Regions from separate parts of the Homo sapiens genome. Here region 1 is linked to region 2. Evidence: read pairs that join two places in POLR2A ChIA-PET (ENCODE). Cell type or tissue: PC-3. All regions are shown on one strand. Each heading gives the region's core, and the rest is flanking DNA. Links, peaks and the distances in the headings are about the cores only. Region 1 holds the start of LOC105376369 (a long non-coding RNA gene). Region 2 has its middle 59 kb from the start of LINC00702.

Evidence for each region. Peaks named below come from ENCODE experiments on the same cell type or tissue, not always from the same donor. Only the 100,000 strongest peaks of a DNase experiment are listed, where the experiment ranks them.
Region 1: POLR2A ChIA-PET joins it to region 2 with 5 read pairs; 2 of 35 experiments call an interaction of 5 or more read pairs at or near these places.

Annotation. Positions count from the first base shown.
Region 1 is chr10:4,243,334-4,252,271 of GRCh38, reverse strand. It overlaps LOC105376369 (a long non-coding RNA gene), which reads right to left and starts at 5,226. Exons shown (of 2, transcript XR_930588.2): 1 at 4,912-5,226. LINC00702 (long intergenic non-protein coding RNA 702) reads left to right here and starts at 8,360. Exons shown (of 3, transcript NR_108040.1): 1 at 8,360-8,449; 2 at 8,585-8,768. In PC-3, for the core only: no CTCF peak of the experiment used is centred there; a DNase peak (open chromatin) is centred at 5,141; H3K27ac peaks cover 2,135 bases.
Region 2 is chr10:4,298,430-4,307,367 of GRCh38, reverse strand. No RefSeq gene overlaps it. Among named protein-coding and RNA genes, the nearest start is that of LINC00702, 59 kb to the right of the region's middle. In PC-3, for the core only: no CTCF peak of the experiment used is centred there; no DNase peak of the experiment used is centred there.

The sequences.
Region 1 (8,938 bases), core at 2,657-6,656, 55 kb after region 2:
GTATTAGCCTGGAAGATTCACCCCTGTCCTAGGGGAAACACAGAAGGGAGGATCATGTGCAATGAGGATGGTGGTGAGAATGACCCCCTCCTGGCTCAGGTGCAGGTGAGTCCCTCTTCCCTCAGATGCTTCACAGCCCTTCAGATTGGACTCAAGTTCTCTCCTCCTGGAAGCCTCCACTCCAGCTTTGATTTTTCCCTTCTCAAGTTGGCTCTGACTTTCTAGAAGATCCTAAGTAGGCTTCCTGTTAGGGTTCCAGAACCCTAATTGCCAATACTATTCAAATAGGCACTTATTATACACTTTATCACTTATGTGTTTCCTGTACAAATTCTTTTGACTTTTTAGAAAAAAATATCGCATAAATTCTTTAGGCATGGAGAATGCCTACCCTAAGATTTGCTGTGTTGTTTTGTTTTGTACCCTTGCCCTGTGAGCCTTACTCAGTTCTACAAATAAATGGCATTTCGATCTGCAAAGAAGTGACTCAAGCAAGTGTAAAACAAGAAACAAACAAGCACATATGAGTAGAAAATAAACTACTCTAACAAATTGACCTCAAATGCAATGGTTCATTGCAATACCACATAGAAGTTTCCTTCTCTGTCCAGTGGTAGTCTAGGGTGGATAGGCAGGTCCATCCACAAGGTATCAAATCCAGAACCAGGTGACCTGAGCAGCTCACCATCCTCAAAACACATTATCCTGAGATGCTCCAATCTTTGCAACTTACATCTAGCAGGAAGGAAAGAGGTCTTTTAGATTCAAGTTGAGCATATCATGGGTGCTCATAGTCTCCTGATGAGAACTGGATCCCATGGTTATGTGGGAGCTGGGAATTACAGTCTTCCTGGACACCTCTGACCAGGAAGAATGAGGAACTGATGTGTGCAGAGAAATGAGTGTCTCCTCCACCAAGCTCACCTCTTTGATACTCTCAAGCCTATTTGCTAGCTCCCATCAATCCATTATAAGCCCTTCCTTTTGCATCTCTACCATAGGTAGAAGTACGGAAAACATTCTAAGAAAATGTTACTTCCAAAACTGTCGAAAAATAATTATCTGGGATTTGTGTATCTGCAATAGAATAGAAAACTACTCCACTATCCCTGTACCCCCACCATAGACCAAAGAAAAACAATGGTTTAACTTTTTGAGCTAAAATAAAAGAATCATGATGAAAGAGCTATTTACAAATATGACATTCTTTTATGTACTTTTAGATAGAAGACATTTATCAGCAATGGTATCTAAAAACTGCAAAAGTAATTTATTGCTGAGCAGGGACAATGCACATTAAATTAATTTTTAATTTTAGGACTTACAAAATATGACAAAGGAAGAACAACAGAAAACTTGCATAACCCAATTGAAAGTAGGTAAAAGACTTGAATAGATATCTCCCTAAATAAGGCATAAAATAAGCCAATAAACTCATGAAAATTGTTCAACATCACTAATCACTATGGAAATGCAAATTAACACCACAGTGAGATATTGCCTTATATGCATTAGGATGACTACTATTAAAAACAAGAACAGAAAATAAAACAGAAAGTAACATGAGTTGGCCAGGTGTAAAGCCGTTGGAAACCTTGCATACTGTTGGTAGGAACATAAAATAATGACGTAGCCACTATGAGAAACTATGGTGGTTCCTCAAGAGTTAAAAATGGAATTATTACATCATTCAGCAATTCCATTTATGGGCATATATACTTGAAAGAAGTGAAAACAGAATATTGAAGAGATATTTGTACACCCATATTCATAGCAACATTATTCACAATAGCCAAGAAGTGGAAGCAACCCAAATGTTCTTTGGTAAATGAATAAACACAATGTGGTGTCTACATACAATGGAATATTTCTTGGCCTCCAAGAGGGAGGACATGTTGACACATGCTACACAGATATTTTAAGACCGAGGTGTAGATACTGCAGGGAAGTAGAGCAACACAGGCCAAGGAAGACAAAAGACTGAGTGAGACCAAATGGCGATGAGTATCTACCCTGAGGATATGATATTTGAGCTCAGGTTTGAAGGATGAGTAGCAGTTAGCCAGAGAAAAAGGGACTCTGAGGGATGTGGCAGTGGGAGTAAGACTGAGATCTTATGTACGAAAGTCCCTGGCAGGATAAAAATTGGCACATTGTAGGACCCAATGTCTCTGAAACACAAAAAGCAAAGGGACAGCAGAGGGACACAGCCACATGAGACAAGAGGTAGCCCACGGAGAGGTCATGAGTAGGCTTTTGCTTTTTAAGAGGCAAGGGAGAGGTCAGGCACAGTGACTCATGCCTATAATCCCAGCACTTTGGGATTACTTGAGGTCAGTTGTTTGAGACCAGCCTGGCCAACATGGTGAAACCCTGTCTCTCCTAAAAATACAAAAATTATCCAGGCATGGTTTTGGGCACCTGTAATCCCAGCTACTCAGGAGGCTGAGGCAGGAGAGCCGCTTGAACCTGGGAGGTGGAGATTGCATTGAGCTGAGACTGTGCCACTGCATTCCAGCCTGGGTGACAGAATGAGGCTGTCTCAAGAAAAAGAAAAAAAGGAAAGGGGGAGATAAAAACAGAAGGATTTTAAAATAGTGGAGAGGGTCATGTAAAAAACATTTTTATCTTGAAAAACCCTTCTGGCTACAGCATGGAGAAGTTCCTAGAGGACTCTTGGAATGGGTGCAAAGATAACAGCTAATAGCTTTCTCAGTATCTGGGGCAACAGATGATGGCAGGTTGGGCCAAGGTATGGTAACTGAGATGGGAATGACCCAGTGGCATCACGGGGAGATTGTAGGTGTGCAGTAGGATATGGGTTTTCCAATTTCAGAAGAGCTGTAGCGCTCCTTTGTTATTTTAGTGTTTCATTGATGTTGAGCTGACAATGGGAATTGTGGGAGTGAATAGGAAGAGTCTAGAGTGAATATGAAGATGACCTGCACTTAAGTAACTCCAACACAGATTGTTCTATGTTTAGAGGTGACACTGAAAAAAAATAAAAATAAAAAAGACTGAGAAGGCTAAGTCACTGATGTCAGACAAAAATCAGTGCAGGTCGTCTACTTGAAACCGAAAACATAAGTGTTTCACAAAGGAGAGATCAGTAGTACAAATGCTCTTTCATAGTTAAGGAAGATGCATGGAAGTTGTCATTAGATTTGCTGGCCTGGGAATCATTGGTGGTCAGGAATATATCAGTGGAGTTAAGGGGGTGGCGGTCAGGCTGAGGGATTAAGACGTGAAAAGTTGGTGAGAAGACAGCGGCAAAATATAGTCTATATTCTTGAGACACTTCCCTGGGACAGGGGAAAGATGGGTCTATAAGTAGGGAGGGATTTTGTTTGCCTGTTGTTTTTTCAAATGACCTAATAGAGATAGGTTTTAAAAATATTAAACTAATATATTTTCCTATATATTCTCAATGAAACATGTTCTCTGGCGCTGTTCAATCACCACAGCTCTAGGAAAGAGGGAGAGCAGAAGCCAACAGAGGACGGGAGGAGATAAGAAATAGGGTAACACCTGGACAGAAAGGTGGAAGCACGAGAGATGGAGACAGAAGGGGGCAATGTTGGGGCACACATTCTCCGACCCTCTTTCAGAAGGGGAAGGATTTTGAGCAGCAGCTAGGAGGAAAGGCTGTCTCTCTGGGATGAGAGAGAAGACTGATGAACAGGGTGCCCACTTACCCACTTATGATGCTGCTGTCATTACCTATAATGCAGTATCTGTGAGCATGCAGCTTGGTGAGGCGGGGAGAGCCTGGGGTGATCTTTCCTGAGGCATCCTTAGGGTGTCTGCAATATGATAGCAATGCAGTTGTTTTCCTTTGCCCAAAGGATTAGGAGGGTTCTGAGTACAGAGCCAAGGAGCTTTTCTGGAGGTGCTTCAACAAACCAGCCGAAGTCTGCAGGGAGAGCTGCACTGGCTGAGGACTGAATGGGGTCAGATCCAGATGCCAGGGTGTACGTACTGACCTCAAGGCCTGATATTAGATAGATAGAGTCCAGCTAAATCACCAAGTCATGAGAATACACTGAACTCACCACTCAGAGAACTGGAATCAAGTGTCACTAGGGCGTCTAGCAACCAGAATGACAAGGAACATCTTCAGGGACACACAAGAAGCGTGAACCAGGAGAAGGAGTTATGCACGGGGCCCAGGCAATTCCCCCTTGCTCAGGAACCTGGAGGAAATCTGAGTTGATGAACAAGACCATGTTTCCTGAACACACTTTAACATTTAGAATCAGTCTTAACTTTCTGGATTGGGTATTAAGGGGAAGTTTGAATCAGCTTTAAATTAATAAATAAGCTTCTGTTCTTTGTATGTGATGTGCTCTTTGAACTTGATGTGCAGAATTTGGGAGCCTCACTAAATGGGGAAGATGTGGGCGCATTGATTAATGAGGATGGTCCAGGTAAGAGTGAGCTGATGAGTGTAAGGGAGAGAGATTTTCATCGTAGGATACGAAGCTGCTGAACGTTAAAAAGTTAAAATGTTTCATCCAAACTTTTTTCATGCCACCCCACAAAATCATCTTCTAAACAATTAGTTTGGGACTTTCTGTGTGGGCCCCCCCTTTTTTTTTAATTACAACACCATCACCTTTTGCCTTTCCCTAAATCAACACACTAAAGTCCTGCTGACATAATCTGCTTCCGGAGAAGAGGTTCTGCATTGTGTCTACAAAGTTTCCGTCAAGTGAAAGTTGGCAATGTAAGTCTGTGTGAAATTGTACCTCCATAGAAGCAGATTTTTGAATACCTTTCTTCATCAAAATGCTGGCAGCGAGAAGTAATCCTGATCCCACTGTATTTACTTGTCGATCCTGAATAAGCAATGCTGCATTTTTATTCGATCATAACTTAGACAGTTGCTCCATGCCCTCTCCCATGCCTTACCCTTGTGTGTGTTCATCCTCAAAGCAGGACCAGTGTAAGAGAAAACCCAGGGTACATGGAGCCATGTTTGCCCAGCTTCTTTCTTTCTTAGGTTTCTTTTCCTCTCATACCTTCAATGGGAAGCCAGAGCTTCTCTAACCTCAAATTTCATTATTTCTTTGCTCTCCCAATCCCAAGCCAGTAAAGCACTGACCACAAAAATTAAACTAAAAATTAAACTACGTTGGTGCAGTGATTCATCTCATCCTCTTGTGTTACTCATCATGTAGTGAGTACCCCTGAGATTAGAACAGGAAACAGACAAGGATCCCTAAATTACTTATTTGACAATGAAATCGTATTCATCACAGAAGGTCAGTAGAGAAACTTAGATGTGTAGCTCATGGCCACGTGTGCCATGTTTTACTTAACAATGATGTTGTTGAGGATGGTGATGATAAGATAAAGAAATATTCTGAAAACCTTCGTGGAAGAGCAAGTGGAATTTGATAGCAGTGTGCTGGTTTTTAAGAATGCCTCTAGAGGACTTAAAAATAGCCATTAAGCAGTTTTGCTGAAGCAATTAGAAAACCTTAGAAGAAAGTCCTCAGACATTTAATCAACGTTCCCTATAGCTGCATCCTAAAAATAAACGTGAAGAAAAACAAGAATATACTCTGCATTGCAGTAGGAAAGTTTGGAAGGCAGAGAAAGATAAAAAGTTGCAAAAGAAAATGGAAAATGAAAGCAAAGTGATGTGATAACTTTGTAAGGTAGCATCTAGGCTCAAACGAACTACATTCTCAAGGACAATCTTTCCTATGTTTCTTAATGTTTGTAGCCACTGTTGTGGAAGATTTAGCCTGGGGAAATGGAGGAGCAGCCTTTCCTCTAAAAAAACAAGTTAATATAGGGTCTTGCTCTGTTGCCTTGGCTGGATTGCAGCAGTGCAATCTCAATTCACTGCAGCCTCTGCCTCTTGGGCTCAAGTGATCCTCCCACCTCAGCCTCCTGAGTAACTGGGACCACAGGCATGCATCACCAAGCTCAGCTAATTTTTAAATTTTTGTAGAGATGAGGTTTTACTGTATTGTCCAGATTGCCTTTAAAAAAAAAAATCTTACATACATTGTCACTTATCTGCAGATATTGATGGGAGGCACCAGCCGAACTTGCATCTTCCTCTTTTTGAAGCTTCTTTGATTCCTGGGCTAGATGTGTGTGTGTTTAGCTCCATGACACAGAGTCCCGTCCTCTGCACCCACATAAGCAAAGGTGGAGGTGATGAGAACTGACATGAGCTCAGTCTGTCATTTGGGCTTCAACCTGTGCTTCTGGGGCCCAGCTCACCATTCCTCCTCCACCCTATACCCATGTTTTCTTCTCAGGTGTCCAGTCTATGGACTTCAAGATCCAGCATTAGACACAAAGGCAACTCTGCAGAGATGGTTTAACCAGCTCCCAATGTTGTGTAAGGTCAAATACCTGAAGACAAATCTGTAGAGTTGCTATATTTCTGGTTTAAACCTGACTTACACAGAATTTGGTACTAAGGGTGGTTTCAGAGGAATGGGATCTTAAGGGTACAGTTTTTGAGTTGTTTCTGTGTGTGTGTGTGTGTGTGTATGCGTGTGTGTGTGTGTTTGGAATTGTTTTTCTGATCTGATTAGATTTAAAAGCACTAAGTACCCTATTCACAGTGGTAAAAGAGGGGTAAGTAGTTCCTAGCATCAGATGGAGAGGTCAGAAAAAAAAAGAAAGAAAGAGAGATAGAGAGACAGAGAGAAAGAGAGAGGGGAAAGAAAGAAGGAAAGAAAAGGAAGAAAGAAAGAAAGAAAGAAAGAAAGAAAGAAAGAAAGAAAGAAAGAAAGAAAGAAAGACTCAAATTATCACCTTTACACATCTTTTATTAAGTGCCCATCTGAGTAACCAAGAATTTATTGAGTTTGACCATTTTAATGAAAATGATGAATATAATTGTGTTGGTTGGCTAGTTCTAACTACACTGGAGAAATTCAGGGCTTTAAGTACCAAGATCAAGTTCTATATAAGGGTCCTGAAAGCTTCTAGATTGGTCCTGAAAGAAATCCTATCTCCTGTAGCCAGAGAGCCAAGGTTTTTGAACAGGAAACCCAAAGTTTCATCCTGTGGGTGGCTGAATTATAGCCAAAATTGAATTCCAAACCTCATAGAGTCTCTTTTATTAAATTTAGGACATTTACTGGGAAGGAGTGGGATTCTGAGGTTTGGGAAGGGAATATATGAGCAAATTCTAGTTAATCTGGAAACCTAGAGCCCTTAATTCTGACAGCTTTCCTTGCCTTCTTGGCCAGTAGAAGCAGTCTGCAGCCGTGCCTGAGGAAGTTAGTCTCCCTTTTCTTGAAGAATCTCTAATGCCCACCACCGCCCATTAGTACTGCATTGAGAGCCCTACTAATCTTCATTAAGTTCTACTCCCACTCCTTTTTCTTCCTTTTAGACCTAGAGTTGACTCAAGTCTCAAACCTGTGATGGGATATGATACACATCCAAAGAGTTGCATGATCTGCCAATTAATATCAACAAACCCTGGGAAATAAGAATGACAATGTATCTTAAGAGTGTGGGATTAAGATGGAAATAATATACAATTGTATCATGGTATATGTTTTGAAGCGGATTTATTGATTCAGTGTCTTAGCTTGAGGGTCTAATAATGGCACTAATAATTTTCTCAATCGGTTGGCTGAATCATGGAACCAGAGGTGACCTATACGACTTGAGGTTAAAATGTCAGAACGTTCTTGGTATAACATCGAGAAACATACCCAAAGGCTCAGGGAAGTTAGAATGCAAGAGTGAGTTCCTGTAGCAGACCTGCTCACCCACCTGGATGTGCCTTTCCCTCAGCTGAGCCGCAGTGCAGACTTCATACTCAATTGTAAGCCATGGCATTACCAGTCAACGTGAGCCATCATGAACCCGTCATTATCTGATGTACTTTTCCAAGGATTTTATTACATGTTATTGCAACTCAGGGAGATAGGCAAGATTTATTCTATTGCTACTTTTCTGAGTTGAGAAAATTGAAGTTCACTTAACATTATGCATTTTGAATATTGATAAAAATAGTACATGTATCTGTGTAGCTATCAATTTGAATAGGTGAACAATCACGATAATAATGGATCGATAGTAAATTTATTCAGTTATGAACAGTGCATTCAACCACATCTAAGGATAAATATTAAGCAAAAACAATTCAAGTCACAAACTTAAAATACTCTAAGTAAGGTCATGCCAAACTACTTTAAGAATATATCTGTGGTAAAAATACATTCTAGGCTACATTACATAGAGTGAGATTTGTGGGAAATAACTTGCCCTTTTCTTCTATTAAAGGGCAGAGTTTTTTGGAAAAAAAAAAAGATAGTTCAATTTCCTCTCTCCAAGCTGTCTTTTTAAAATAACATAACATAACACATAGTTTGACACAACTCCACATGACTCAGAAGCCCTTCTTAAAATAAGACCAGACCACATTCATGGAGGCTGAGTCACCTCTAACCTTCCAAACTTGGTGAGGATTACTAACCAGAACATATTTTTATTCCTAAGATAGTATGAGAAAGTTCTGATCTTGACAGTTCACGTAACATTCAATCAATTATACCATTGCTCTATCTCTAAAGTTTTCTTTTTCTCCTTTTCTCAGTGTCTTACCAAGAATGAAAGGCAACCTATGTAAAAACTATGGGCTTTCTAGTATAAATAAAAACTACTCATCTCCAGAAAATAAACAATGACTGCTAAGATGATTGAAAAAAGAAAGGAGAAGAAAGTAGCTTGTAAAAGCGTGTGAAATGCATTCACGTTGGAATCTCCTACAGGCACTTCAGGTAAGAATTCTACCTTATCCTCTGTGTTTTACTCCAGAAAAGCATTTCCTTTTCCAGATCCAGGAAAAAAAAAAACTTTTTAAACAAAATTCAGCATTTTTTAATTAAAAATTGACACTAATGCGTATATCCTAGACTGCACTGCATTGCATATTATGCTGTTGTGTGTG
Region 2 (8,938 bases), core at 2,666-6,665:
TTAATAATGTGGTTCCTCTTTACAATAAAATAATTATTTTCCCAAGTGTTTGAGTAAAGTTAATGTTCTCGAATAAAGCACCTTTTTATTCTGTGATTTATCATATTCCTGCCTCACCAATTCCTTTCTTACCTGTTTGTACCTGCAAGGAGAATGTTGGCCCAAGTTGGGAAAACACAGAAAAGTGATTTGCCAGGCATGGTCCGGACTGTTCTCAGGCTGGGTTATGAGCACAGGTAAGCACAGAGGCCCCGCCTTTCTGGAACTTACTGTGCAGCAGCTGTTTTTAGTTCTATTTCATGGAATAAGGCACTGCCCTAGTACATGTTACCGTGCTACCAGATTTGCTGAAGGTCATACTTGTTAAAAAATCAACAGAAAAATCTTGTGGGGATGAGGCTCTTAGACTAATTTTTTTTCCTTCTCTCTAGGGCTTTTAAGAATGTTCTCAGAGCATTATCAGAGGAAATTCATATTTTTTTTCCAAAAGAGAAAATGTTTATGCAGAAAGTCAGGAATCTACAAAGACATATGTTCTCATTCTCAAAGCTAAGCAAAGGAAAAGATTCATATTTTCAAAGATGTTTGTTATTATCAAACACTTCGTGCAATACCCTAACATCCTATTTTTTTTTTCTGACACCTTCAGGGTAAAGCAGGAACTTTACAACTCCAAAAAGAGCTGAATGAATCCACTTTGTTTTCTATGTAAATCTTTCAATGGGCAGATTATGCTGGCTCTCTATAGGAAGTATAATCAGTCCTTATTTCTGGAACCATCTTAATCTGCCTCAAAAATTGTAACCATATAGACTTGGCTGTGTACACTGTCAGAACTGAAGAACTTCCTTTCTAAATATAAAAAAGTTTATTGATGAGAAAGTCAATTGTGTAAAAGAGAAGAGTCCTTTTAAGACCAGGGCAGGAGACACAGTAGGATTCTCCCGTGGGTTAGTACAGCTGGACTTTGCCAGTGTAGTTCAAATGATCCATGTCTTTGGTAGGGGGAAATAGTAGCTAACTTTAATGATCACTATATGCATGGAATAAGCATTCCTAACTATAATCTTCTGTAGTAAATAAATAATTTCATCCAATTTTCAGTTGAGAAAAAGCTAACAAATTAAGACTAAGTAACTCACTGGGCACCCAGTGATAGGAGACCCCTGAAATGACAAAAAGATACTGAAAATGGACCCCATGATTTTCTTTGCAGAGGCTTTCCATTTGATTCACCAGAATGTAAAAAGTTAACATTAAATATTACAAATAAGTGAAGTGCACTGAGCTTTTCAGGAAGAAGGCCAAGAATGAGAGATCTCTTCCCATTGGTTAAATTACAAGTTGTGACACTAGTTATAGGAGTTGGTCTCTATCTCTTTTCCTATCGGACACCTCCCTCTTCTCTAAAAGAGGGAAGTGGATTGGATAAAATGGTCTTGTCCAAAAGCTTCGGCCACAGCTCCAAGTGTCCAAGAAAGTAATCAGCATGAGGTGGGACAGTGGCACTGCAAGGGACACACTGTGGCTACGCATGGGGCATTCATTCCTTTGAAGCTGTTTTTTTATACCATACATCCATTTTATTGTTAATAGTGCCCTGAATTCCCATTGGATTGGAGAAGTATGTTATGTCAAATTTTGTTTCATATATTCAATACATTATTTATACTTCTATTTTCAGAAAATAAATTACTTGCATTTTGCTGCACTCTTTTACCTACAATAAAAATATTCTCAGACTCAGGTGTCCTCTCAATAGAGAGGCTTTGTTCAGGGGATACACAGCCATTGAGAATTATTCTACTCCATCCTGGATGTCAGCATGAAGACCTTCTCCTACCCTGCCTTGATTACAAAACAAGTACTGTCTCCCTCAATATTTGGATCTTTGTGATAATACATTTCTTTAAATAAATAAACATTTCTTACACTGTCTACGACTCACATGAAAGCCTACACCGAGGAGCAAAATTTTATGAGAATTACAGGAGAATAGAAATTGTAATTATTTAAGTTTCAGTCTCAAGTACTTAATTCACTCAACAGATGCTGGTAAATACTAGAATCTGGGGACAGTATGATGAGGAAGCAAACCAGATCGTGGTCCTCCTGGAACTTACATTCTATCGGTGAAGACAAGTATCAAACAGTAAATTCCACATTTACTTACTTATAATTGCTGTAAGTTTTCTAGGAAGATAAAGTGTCCTTTATGAGCATGTAAAAGAGAGGATGACGACAGGGAAGCCATTGACAATGTGTCAATAAAGCGATAATTGGTCTGAGATATGAAATAGGAATAGATATTTACTAAGAAGAAGGAAAAATGAGAGATAATGGGGAGGGGTGTGTTCCTGATTGAATAAGTAGCTCATACAAGACTACAAAGGCTAGAAGTGCACTGTGCTTTCCAAGAAAAGAACCAAAGTATTCTTGGAGGTTGGCTACAGATGATGGTTTGTGTCTCCCCAAGTTCATATGCTGAAACCGAATCCCCAGCGTGATAGTACTAGGAGATGGGGCTTTGCAGAGGAAAGGAGGTCATGAAAAAGGAGCCCTCATGAATGGATCAGAGCCCTTCTAAGAAGGCAGGAGGGTGCCTGCTTCCTCTCTCTGCTCTCTGCCATGTGAGGGCACGAAGAAGAAAGGAGCCAACCCCAGATACTGGATCTGCAGGTACCTTGATCTTCGCTTTCCCAGCCTCCAGAAGTGTGAGAAATAAATGTTGTTGTTTAAGCTGCCAATCTGTGGTATATTTGCTATAACAGCCTGATCTGACTACAACAAGACCAGATACATAGCGGGTAGACAAGGCAGTAAGTCTAGTAAGGCAAGCCTAGAAATCGGCCATGAGATTTTCATCTTTATCTAGAGACAGTTAAATTCTCATTCAGTTTTCTCAGCTAAAGAGAGACATGGCTTAATTAAAAAAGAAAACTTGCTGTGGTTATAAGTGGAGATTAAGTTAGTGGGAAGTGAGAGTGGATGTAGGAGTGTGGGAGAGCAATTGAGGTTGTGCACATGAGAGATGGCTTAAGTGATTTGAACAGATTTGGAAATTATGAAGTAAAATTGGCAGGATTTGGTGAGCAAATGGACACAGGAGAGAGCCAGGGACTTGTCAAGGATGAGGCTCAGACACTTGACTTGTAAAATTGAGTGGATACCAGTGCCATTCATTAGAAAAGAACTGAGAGGTTTATGTAAAGAAAAGTGTAAGGAAGAGCTAATGATCTTTAGACAAGAGAAGCCTAATGTGCTTATGAAAATGTATCAGAAAAAATAAGTCCAGAACAGTGCCATTAGAATATTCAATACTGTGCTTTCAAGAACAAAGTAGAATTAAGTTGAATGTCAACCAATATGAGACTATTTCATAGATATAAAAAGCCATATCAATGAAATATGTGATGCCTATGTTGTCAATGAAAGATAAAACAAAGCCTGGGGATAATACAAATAAGCCTAATATCTACTTTTTCAATATTTATTTTTCATTAAATGGATCTGGATGGTCACATTCATTAGTGATGGATAATACTCCTGATACAAAATTATGCTTTTTAAATGAATGAGAATAATGTGTCACTTTCTTAAACAGTCATTTGATAGAATGGGACCCTGTTATGGTTTGAGTTGTGTCCTCTCAAAAGACATGTAGAAGTCCTAGCCTTTGTAAACGTGAATGTGATCTTTTTTTTTTCTTTTCTGCCCAGCAACCATCTGTCCAACCTTGGACTTGTAATTCACTTATTTATTTATTTTTTGAGACAAAGTCTCACTCTGTTGCCCAGGCTGGAGTGCAGTGGTGCAATCATAGCTCATCGCAGCTTCGAATGCTGGGGCCCAAAGGATCCTCCCACCTCAGCCTCCCGAGTAGCTGAAATCAAAGGTTGGCACCACCACCCTTAGCTAAATATCTATTTCTTTTATTTTAGGTTCAGGGGTACATGTGCAGGTTTGTTATACAGGTAAACTTGTGTCATAGAGGTTTGTTGTACAGATTATTTTGTCACCCAGGTATTAAGCCTGGTACCCACTGGTTATGGAAATAGGATCTTCACAGCATGTGATCAAGTTAAGATGAGGTCATCGGGGTGGACCCTAATCCAGGATGGCTCATGTCCTAGTAAATAAGGGAAATGCCGAGTCAGAGACACAGGGAGATAGCATGTGATGACGGAGGCAGAGATTACAGTAATGTAGCTGCAAACCAAGGACTGATGGCCAGTAGCAAGGAGGAGGCAAGGACAGATTCAACACAGCACCAGAAAGTGCGTGACACTGCTGACACGCTGATTCCAGGCTTCTGGCTTCCAGAACTGTGAGGGAATACACCGCTGCTGTTCTCAGCCACCCAGTTGGTGGTAATTTGCTATGGCAGTCATTGGAGACTAATACATCCCCTCTCACTGTGACAAGGGAGTTTAACTTCTTACTCTACTTTGGAGTACTCAAAAGGAATCATAAAAGCAAAGGAAAAAGAAAAGACACAGCTCAGGGAAGTCTTAAACAAGAAATCATAAAAAATACAAAACTACACAGCTCAATTCCTGACATTTTGTAACCAAGCCATGTTGAACATTATTGAAGTGACCTGCCATCTGTCACTTTCTAACATCCCATCAGAGGGGACTTGAAAATATTGAATTTTATCCTCCTCTCCTTACCAAGTCAGGAAAATCCTTAGAAAAAGGAGATATTTTAAACAATCTGAAAGCTTTAATTGGCAACCTTTAGAAGTAGCATCCGAAAGCTTCAGAGTACAGAATGATTGAAGAGTGAGCTTCTATTTAATTCAAACGATTATCCTTCTACAGGAAAATATCACTGGTAAGGGATTTGTATCCATTCAGTAAAATATCCAAATATATTTGTGAGAATCTACTGGATATTAAAATAAAACTGTACCATTTTAATAGGTTTTTTTTTTATGTAACAGGTAGAAAACACACGTAAGTATTCTAAAGAATGTCTAGACTATGATGCACTTTTCTCTTCAAAATGTTCACATTTACAAACTTTTTTTTTTTTTTTTGACGGAGTCTCGCTCTGTCGGTCAGGCTGGAGTGCAGTGGAGCTCTCTCGGCTCACTGCAAGCTCCGCCTCCCGGGTTCATGCCATTCTCCTGCCTCAGCCTCCCGAGTAGCTGGGACTACAGGCGCCCGCCACCACGCCCTGCTAATTTTTTGTATTTTTAGTAGAGATGGGGTTTCACCATGTTACCCAAGATGGTCTCGACCTCCTGACCTCGTGATCCGCCCGCCTCGGCCTCCCAAAGTGCTGGAATTATAGGCGTGAGCCAACGCGCCCGGCCACAACTCTTAATTAAACACTATGAGCTGTTTAAATAGCTGTTTCCCTTGAACTAAAGGCTAGTATACTAATGAAAAAAATTTATAAGAATTCTGTATTCTGTCTCCTAAGGCATCCAACCATGTGTTTTACATTCAGTGTTAAATCATTCCATTTAAAATGAACTAAATATAGCTATTACTAAAGAAAGAAAACGGGACTGGGGATATTTATTACATAAATCATTTTCTAAAACAAATCACAGTCGTTGTTATTGTTGTATGTCAGATTCCTAGCTACCCGCCAGAAACTGAGGCCAGCTCTCTCAGCAAAAATCTCTTTCTAGGAGTAAAGTGCTGTCTCTTTAACACTTCTTCATTCTTGTATCTTCATTTATTATTTATTAAGTGTAAAATTTATCAGGGCAACCTGAGCCAGAACGTGCAATTTATTTGCATGAAAGTAGGCTCTTTTATAACTTGACTCCTTCTGAGAAAATTATAGGAAAAAAATCCCTCAGAAATGAAGTAGCTGACACATCACATTTATTAAAGCTGTGAAGCCTTCAAAGTGGATGACTTATGATTTTTCATCCTCAACAACGGTTTTGCCAGAATGCTGCTAGACTTGGGAAGGATGATTAACAGGGCAGATACTCACATTTAATGACAGCACACTACTAATTCATTCCAAAATAAGTTCACCTTCACAAGCAGGAGGAAAGAATACAACAATGAGACGGTTTTCAAGTTATCTTTTTCTAAGTCATCCATTTTCAATATAAGTCCGAAAGCTTATATGATTACTAAGTAATTCCCAAAGGATATCGTGTAAGTACTGACAGAATAAAAAAATACATTTTCTCATGAGTCTGCAACACTTTCAAATATAGAATTCTTCATTCTCACCCAAATTGATAATCAATAAGTAAGTCAAAGCAAGTAAAAAATAAGGGTTTGGTAGTATAATTACACCTCATTTTAATAGGTCATTTTAAACTCCTAGTTTAAAAAGACAAACAAGAAAATAATTAAAACTGCACCAATCGTGTTAACATGAAACGATTGAAAGACTATGTGTGCTGGAGAGCTGATACCCCTTTCTAAAACACAGACCATGATGAATGGGACAAACTTTGCTAATGATAATGCTGAAATTGGCTCTATTGACCTCAGGAAAAAAAGAAAACTATTCAATGACAATGTTGTGCAGGTGAGGCTGCTCTAAGGACAATTCTGGAGGAAACAAGTCAGCAACAAAGTTGCCGGAAGAACATCCTATATGCAAATACGGTCTGTTTCTCAGCCACCTGTGCCTAAGCTGGGAAGAACAAAATTAAGGGTTTAAAAACTCATAGATGCAGGCAATATCATCAGTATGATAGGCTTTAGTTAGAGGTAAAAAATTGAGTCCTAGAATAAATTTAATATTAAATCAGCTGAACGATTCCACTTTTGGCAAAGATGGAGTAACAAGGACCAGACTTGCCTCAGTTTCCAGAAACAACTTAAAAACCTAACAGCATACATGAATGCTGGACATTAGTAAAATAAATGAAAATGTTCCCTGAAAGAGAGAAGCAGATCCGGTGAGCACTGAGGTTGGCCTGGTTTCTTCACGGGGTTCGTCTCTTGGCCACAGAGCAGTGCAGGGGAATCCAAGCGGAGCTCAGCCATGTCCCTGCATTGGGGATATAGGGCTGAGGTTGCAGGAGGCCTGAAGTCTGTAGGGCAGAGTCAGGAAGAGGAGAGAGCAGTTCACAAGAGGCTGCAAGATCAGCAGAGGCTCCCTTGTGTCTTTACATGAGTGTTGATGAGCTTGTAAATGTGAGAAAACTATGCAAAAGAAGGCAGAGACCCAACTAAAGGGAGCAAAAAAAAAAAAAAAAAGCAAGCTCTGGGGCTGACACAGTCTCAGGAATAGATTGTGTTCCCACCAGCCAGAGCAGAAAGCTTCCTACTCCATGGACTTCAGAAAAAGCTTTCAGAAACGTATGGCCTCAGCAGCAGAGTGAAATTTTACTAGACTAACAGTTGCCTCATCCCATATCATAGAGCCTGGAATAAGACCACAAAAGGATCCAACTGTTTCCATGTAACTGATGTGCATTCTAGAACAACAGTCAAGGATACTATAAGAATAAATATATAGCACCCAATAAAGTAAAGTTCACAATGCCTGATATCCAGTGAAAAATACTGGCCATGCAAAGAAGGAGGACAATCTGGCCCATATGGAGGAGAAAAATCTATCAGTAGATAGAGATGTAAAAATGACACTGATGATAGGCTATTAAAACACTATATGACCATAATTGTATTCCATATGCTCAAGAAGCTGGAGAAAAGAGTGAGGATGCTAACTAGAGACATGCAAAATATAAAAAAGCATCACACTGATTATCTGGAGATTGAAACCAAGAGTCTGAAGCCAAACAAAAAACACTCTAAGGAAATAAAACTATTGATCAATGTCTTTCATCAATTACAAATACAAAAATTCTTAACCAAATCTAGTAAATTAAATGTAAATATAATACAAAAGGGATAATGCATGATATTCAAGTGGCATTTATCCTAAGAATTCAAATTGGCTGAACATTTGAATAATCAATCTATATGTCACTATATGAACAGACTAATAAAGAAAAAACATAGGATCATCTCACTAGATTCGAAACCAGTATTGATAAAAATTCTCAGCAAACTAGCAATAGGAAGAAACTTCAAAAATGGGCAAAAAGTTTGAATAGCTATTTCACCAAAGAAGACATGGTCAATAAGCACATGAAAAGCTATTCAACATCACTAATCACTAGAGAAATGCAAATCAAAACCACCATGGGATACCAGTTCACATCCAAGAGGATGACTATTATATAAAAAATATATAAATAAACAAAAAATAAAAAGTATTGGTATGGATCTGGATCTGGGTCTGGAGAAATTGGAACCCTTGTGTAATATTGGTGGGAATGATCATGGTCCAGCCACTATGGGTAACAGTATGGTGGTGTATTAGCCCATTCTTGCATTGCTATAAACAACTACCTGAGGCTGCGTAATTTATAAAGAAAAGAGATTTAATCGGCTCATGGTTCCACAGGCTGTACAAGAAGCATGGGTTGGGAGGCCTCAGGAAACTTACAATCATGGTGGAAGGCAAAGAGAACACAGGCACATCCTACATGGCTGGAGCAGGAGGAACAGGGTGAAGGGGGAGGTGCTACACACTTTTAAACAACCAAAGCTCATGAGAACTTTCTCATTATCATGAGAACAGCAACTGGAAAATCTGCCCCCATGATCCAATCGCCTCCCACTAGGCCCCTCCTCCTCCAACACTGGGGATTACAATTCGACATGAGATTTGAGTGAAGACAAAAATCCAAACCATATCAGATGCTTTCTTAAAATATTAAAAATAGATTTACCATATGATTCAGAAATTATACTTTTGGGTATAGACCCAAAAGAATAGAAAGTTGGATCTCAAAGATATATTTGTACACCCATGCTCAGAGCATCATTATTCACAGTAGCTAAAACTTGGAAGAAACCCAAGGATAGATGAATAATTAAGCAAAATGTGACACACACACAATAGGCTGTAATTCAGCATTAAATAGGAAGGATATATC